Linked DNA regions of Homo sapiens: region 2 is linked to region 1. Evidence: chromatin loops called from intact Hi-C (ENCODE). Cell type or tissue: dorsolateral prefrontal cortex. All regions are shown on one strand. Each heading gives the region's core, and the rest is flanking DNA. Links, peaks and the distances in the headings are about the cores only.

What was found. A loop is a pair of places that touch in the nucleus more often than their neighbours do. Peaks named below come from ENCODE experiments on the same cell type or tissue, not always from the same donor. Only the 100,000 strongest peaks of a DNase experiment are listed, where the experiment ranks them.
Region 2: a loop joins it to region 1, with 5 times the contacts of the local background. A loop is called at or near these places in 5 of 110 quality-filtered maps.

The regions. Positions count from the first base shown.
Region 1 is chr3:64,029,192-64,032,116 of GRCh38, reverse strand. No RefSeq gene overlaps it. Among named protein-coding and RNA genes, the nearest start is that of PSMD6, 7.2 kb to the right of the region's middle. In dorsolateral prefrontal cortex, for the core only: CTCF peaks have their summits at 1,069 and 1,269 (motif pointing left); a DNase peak (open chromatin) is centred at 1,256; H3K4me3 peaks cover 731 bases.
Region 2 is chr3:64,177,923-64,180,847 of GRCh38, reverse strand. All of the region lies in intron 2 of PRICKLE2 (prickle planar cell polarity protein 2), which reads left to right. Among named protein-coding and RNA genes, the nearest start is that of PRICKLE2-AS3, 8.2 kb to the left of the region's middle. In dorsolateral prefrontal cortex, for the core only: a CTCF peak has its summit at 1,382 (motif pointing left); no DNase peak of the experiment used is centred there.

The DNA.
Region 1 (2,925 bases), core at 159-2,658:
ACAAAACAGTCATTTAAATTATCAACAAAGCGTTCCAAAAAAAGATCAGAATCGAGTGTGATGTTCTTTTAGGAAAAAAACCTGAATCAAACAAAAGAATTCTATCTTCTAAATGTCAAGGTTCATGTGACATGACATGGCATTTTATAGGAAAGGAGGGAGGTAGGGAGGACCAGGGTAATCAATCAATCTAGAATGCTCGAAGGTAGGAATTCAAGGGAGGGAGAAGGAACTGACTCTATAAGGAAGGCCATTATTCGTGGAGAGCATGTTGTGGCTAATATTTAATAATAAGAAGTACGATATTATGGCTAGAAGCATGGAGTCTGAATCCAGACTTTTTGAGTTCAAATCCTACTCTGTCATGAACTAGCTGTGTGACCTTGGTCAAATTGCTTAACCTCTCTGAACCTCTGTAATATGGGTTAATATAATATCTATCTGATACAGTTGTTTGATTAAATGACTTAATATATATGTAATGCTTAAGTACCTAGCACATAGCAAGTGCTATACAAGATTTTGGCACCATTATTATTCTTAGGCTAATTTAAAAGAGCAACGTAAAATTTAAAAAGTTTCCCTGTAAGGTTGAATAACTTACTAAGGAAATCAGAAATAAAGGAATCACAAAGTCCGACATACAGCCACAGCTGAAATACCTCTTTTCTGTGATTTAAGAATGCTGCCTTCTTAGGCCAATGCTAATTATTCACCTGCTTATTAAACATTATTTAAAAAACACTTAAATTGGTATGATACTAACTCACTTTTTAAAATTCATTGACTTGGAATTTTTCTAACCAAGATTAAGTTTATTTGTTTCAATGGTCTGAGTCCATTCACTTTTTTTGCCCATGACAAGGGATGCTGAGTTGAACAGGAAGTAGGGATCAAATCAATAGATAGTTGACTAAATGAAGGAAACAATGATTTGTATATTTTCCGAGGCGATCTTTGAGGTCAAGGTCTAAATTTAGGAATATGGATCTTTAAGGATTTTTTGCTTCATTTGTAACTAAAATCAGGGCAGCGGTTCAAAGGACAGACTCAGCTTTTACACCAGTGGTTTTTTTCAGTGATTTTTCTCCTGTGAGATTTAGAAAATGCTGTGCTTACCATCCAGTGCCTCTGTCGTGCACCCCTGTCCTTCGCTAGGGCTGCACGTCGTCACACCCACCTGGCCTAGAATTCCCCATCTCCGGGTGGGACCGGAAGACAGTCTACCTCCGCACGCCGTGCTCTGCGGGAAGCGGTGGATACTGCTGCCCTCTGCTGGTCACCACTTGAAACACTTCTGGGCTTTTCCGAGGAAAGGGGCTGTGAATAAGCAAAAATCGCAGCACGAGAAGAGGGATGGGTTCGAAACCTCTGTAACCCGAAACCGTCGAGCTCACCCACCCACCAACCTCCTGTGCACCTTGCAAAAAACAAAAAAAAATTTTTTTTTTTTTTTTTTCAAAATAAAAACAGGCCAGGCGCAGTGGCTCACACCTGTAATCCCAGAACTTTAGGGGGCAGAGGCAGGTGGATTGCTTGAGGCTGGGAGTTCCAGACCGGCCTAGGCAACATAGCGAGACCTCGTCTTTACAAAAACTACCCAAAAAAGCCGGGTGTGGTGGTGACCCCCGTAATCCCAGTTACTAGGGAGCTGAGGTGGAAGAATCACTTGATCCCAGGAGGTCGAGGCTGCAGTGAGCTGAGATCGCTCCACTGCACTCCAGCCTGGGCGACAGAGCAAAACGCTATCTCCAAAAAAGTATTAATTAATTAGTTAAAATAAAAACAGTACTAAGTAGTACAGATGAGTGATAGGAAGTCCAATACGGTTCTGATTCGTCCCATGATTAGACCACACCTCTTGTTTAAATGTTTACTGGTTAATTCTTTCCCAATGTTCACTTTCTTGTTCCTATGCTTTGCTCCATCAGCGGGTGGTTGAGACAGTGCTGTTTCAATATGTGCAGGGTAGTTTCTTCAAGTTTATCTTAAGAAATTGCAGTGTACTTGCTGCATGTGTTACCATAGTGCTCTGTGGCTGTGTCTTAATTTCACTTGTTTGCTTACACAAATCAGAGACTCACCCTTCTTTTGTTTTTCTTTCGATATTCCATATTCTAGTGGTTCCTTTGAATTTTTGCTTTTATAGTGTCTCTCCTCTAGTCCTCTTTATCATTTTTGTTGTTAAATAATTGCATTTGATTTCTGGAAATTGCTCCATATCAGCTCATGAACATTTTCTTTATTTATTTCTTTATTATTTTTTACAGCTGCATAATACCCCATCATGTGTTATGTACCATTGTGTATGCAACCATTTTCCTATATTTGGGCATTTAAGTTGTTACCAGTATTTTACAATTTTAAACAATACTGCAATGAATAACCTTGTGCATGGGTATTTTTGAATTTTTGGAGGTGTAGCTTCAGGATAAGTTCCCAGAAGCAGGATTGCTGGGTCAAAGGGTGAATGCATGGGTATTGTTGTTAAATTGCAGGTAATTGTTCTTCTTAGGGTCGGAGACTCCCTATGAGACTGCAAGTGACTAGTATTTATTGTGAGGATAATTTAACAAGTGATTAAAAACACTGGAATATTAGTACTCAAGAAAATAGGGTGTGACGTCAGCGAAGGCAAGAGGCGTAAACTCAAAGAGTTGGGAAGAGCAGGAATAGTAGCATGAATTGGTGTTGTAAAGATGGTTTTGCTGCTGGATTTGCATGTAAGGTTGACCTAAGTCTTTTTGCCACATAGGCTGATGATGATCCACCCCTGTGTGCCATCATTTTCTGTGGCTAGGTTCTTTTCTGTCTGTCTGCTTCTGCTCAGATTCCCTCTGGGCTCCTTTGCTCAGTAAGGCATACCTCTGTTTCTCCTGCCCCTCCTTGCTCCTGATTTCAGCCTGCTATTCAATCTCTGACAGA
Region 2 (2,925 bases), core at 292-2,791, 150 kb before region 1:
TAATAAAAATCACTCTCAGCTGGGCGGTGGCTCACACCTGTAATCCTGGTACCTTGGGAGGCCAAGATGGGTGGATCACGTGAGGTCAGGAGTTTGAGACCAGCCTGGCCAACATGGTGAAACCCCGTCTCTACTAAAAACACAAAAATTAGCCGGATGTGGTGGCACATGCCTGTAATCCCAGCTACTCAGGAGGCTGAGGCAGGAGAATTGCTTGGACCCAGGAGGTGGAGGTTGCAGTGAGCAGAGATAGTGCTACTGCACTCCAGCCTAGGTGACAGAGTGAGACTTTATTAAAAAAAAAAATCATTCTCAAATTGTCAAATTTGTAGATACTGAAAGGAAAATGGTGGCTTCCAAGGGCTGAAGGGGAGGAGAATGGGAAGTGAGTGGTTAATGAGTACAGAGTTTCAGTATGGGAAGATAAAAGAAGTTCTGGAGAAGGATCGTGGTAGCAGTTGCACAACTATGTGAATGTATTTAATGCTGCTGAAAAGTGGTAAAAATGCTAAATTTTATATTCTGTATATTTTACCGCAAAATAAATAAACACATACATACATAGATAACTCTCAGGAATTGGAGCAGTCCCTTCAAGGACCACATGGTCTTTGTTGAGGATGAACCTGGGCACATTAACTTCTCTTGCACAGACCAAAGGGGAAACAAATTCACCAAGCCTGAGTTAGTTCCCATAATCCTCATTATATAACATACGCACATAACATTCAAAGTATGCACATTACTCAATAATGCAGTTGATTTCTACCTTCTTTGGAGTTCAAACTGATCCATGTGGCTTTCATGATTAAGCAGCCACTCTGGCCTGTTTAGTATTTAAGGTTTTAGCAGGAATTGCAAGCTTGAAGAATGAACTGTGACTACACTGCTCATTGATTCATCAAATACATAGGACAGAGTGTAATCCTTTGACTAGTTTTGGGAGACAGTGGGGTGGAATGGATAGAGAATGAGCTTTGAAGTCAGACCTAAATTTAAATCCTGGCTCAGCCCTTTACTCCTTGGTGATCAAATGGTTTATAATTTTGTTGATCCCCATTTTTCATGATTCTGTATTTGCAAATGTGCCCACTTGCCAAAATTTATTTGTAACCCCAAAATCAATACTTGCGGCAGCACTTTCATGGTCATTTGCAGACTTTACTTGTACCCTGAAAATCAATATTTGCAGCACTCTCGTGGTCATTAACAGGCATACACTGAGGGATAAAAAATTTGAATTGCCTAATGCATACATGGCCAGCTGAGGTAGAACAGCTAATTCTATGCTTTCTTATTCCAGCTCACAGACTGAATAAACAAGTGGTCTATTTAGGGCCACTTTTTTGCATCCTATGCTTTTTGTTGGTGATTTCACTGTTTAAAATAGCCCCAAGCATAGTGAAGTGCCATCTAGTGTTTCTAAAAGCAAGAAGGCTGTGATGTGCTTTATGGAGAAAATACGTATGTTAGGCCAGGCACGGTGGCTCACACTTGTAATCCCAGAACTTTGGGAGGCTGAGGCAGGCGGATCACCTGAGGTAGTGAGTTCGAGTCCAGCCTGACCAACATGGAGAAACCCCATCTCTACTAAAAATACGAAATTAGCCAGGCATGGTGGTACATGCCTATAATCCCAGCTACTCTGGAGGCTGAGGCAGGAGAATCACTTGAACCCAGGAGGTGGAGGTTGTGGTGAGCCGAGATCGTGCCATTGCATTCCAGCCTGGATGACAAGAGCGAAACTCAGTCTGAAAGAAAGAGACAGAGAGAGAGAGAAAAGAAAAAGAAGAAAGAAAGAAGGAAAGAAAAGAAAGAAAGAAAGAAAGAAAGAAAGAAAGAAAGAAAGAAAGAAAGAAAGAAAGAAAGAAAGAAAGAAAGAAAATATGTATGTTAGATAATCTTCAGTCAGGCATGAGTTATAGTGCTGTTGGGCATGAGTTATAGTGCTGTTGGCCATAAGTTAAATGTTAATGAATCAACAATACATATTAAGTAAGTTGCCCTTAAAAAGAAACACACATGAAACAAGGTTATGGATTAATGGGTTAACGAAAATGTTGGGACCAGAGGCTCACAGGAACCTAACCCCATATTTCTCCTAGGAGGAATGTTTAGTATTCAGAAATTCAGTGTTTGCTGTGATTTTATAGCACATAACTGCCATGAATAAAGAGAATCACTTGTGTTTACCTTTGCAAAATGTAATATCCTGTTTACATAGTACTCTCTTCTTTCCCTGCTGTGGCAGGGATTATGGCTATTTACAAATGGTTGGTTCCTTCTTCTTCCAGGCACAAAGGGGGAATGTACTTTCTCAGTCCGTTTAAAGTTAGGCATGTCCATGAGACTTGCTTTCACCAATGAAACCTGAACAGAAGTCACATGTATCATATCCAGGAAAAAAGCTTTTCACTGCCAGTGTTCAGCTCCAACCATCCTTTTCTCTGCTGCCATCCTCATGGAGGCATATCTCCATATGGAGCCCCCATCACCTGGGTCTCTGCCTACCTATAGGAGGATACAGTGTGAGACAGAAATAAAATCATGGTATAGATAAGGGTTTAAGATACAGAATATATACGGTTCAACAAGAAGACAACTCAGTTAAAAGATGACTGAAGGACTTCAATCAACATCTCTCCAAAGACAATATACGGTCGGCTGATAAGCACATGAAAAGATGTCCAACATCATTAGTCATTAATATAATGCAAATCAAAACCACAATGAGATACTGCTTCAGACCTACTAAGATGGTTATAATTTTAAAAACTGGAAAATAAATGTTGGTAAGGATGTGGAGAAACTGGAATTTCTGTGCATTGCTGGTGACAATGTAAAATGGTGCAGCCACTTTGGAGCACTGTTTGGCAGTTTCTCTAAAAGCTAAACAGAATTACCATATCATCCAGTAATTCCACT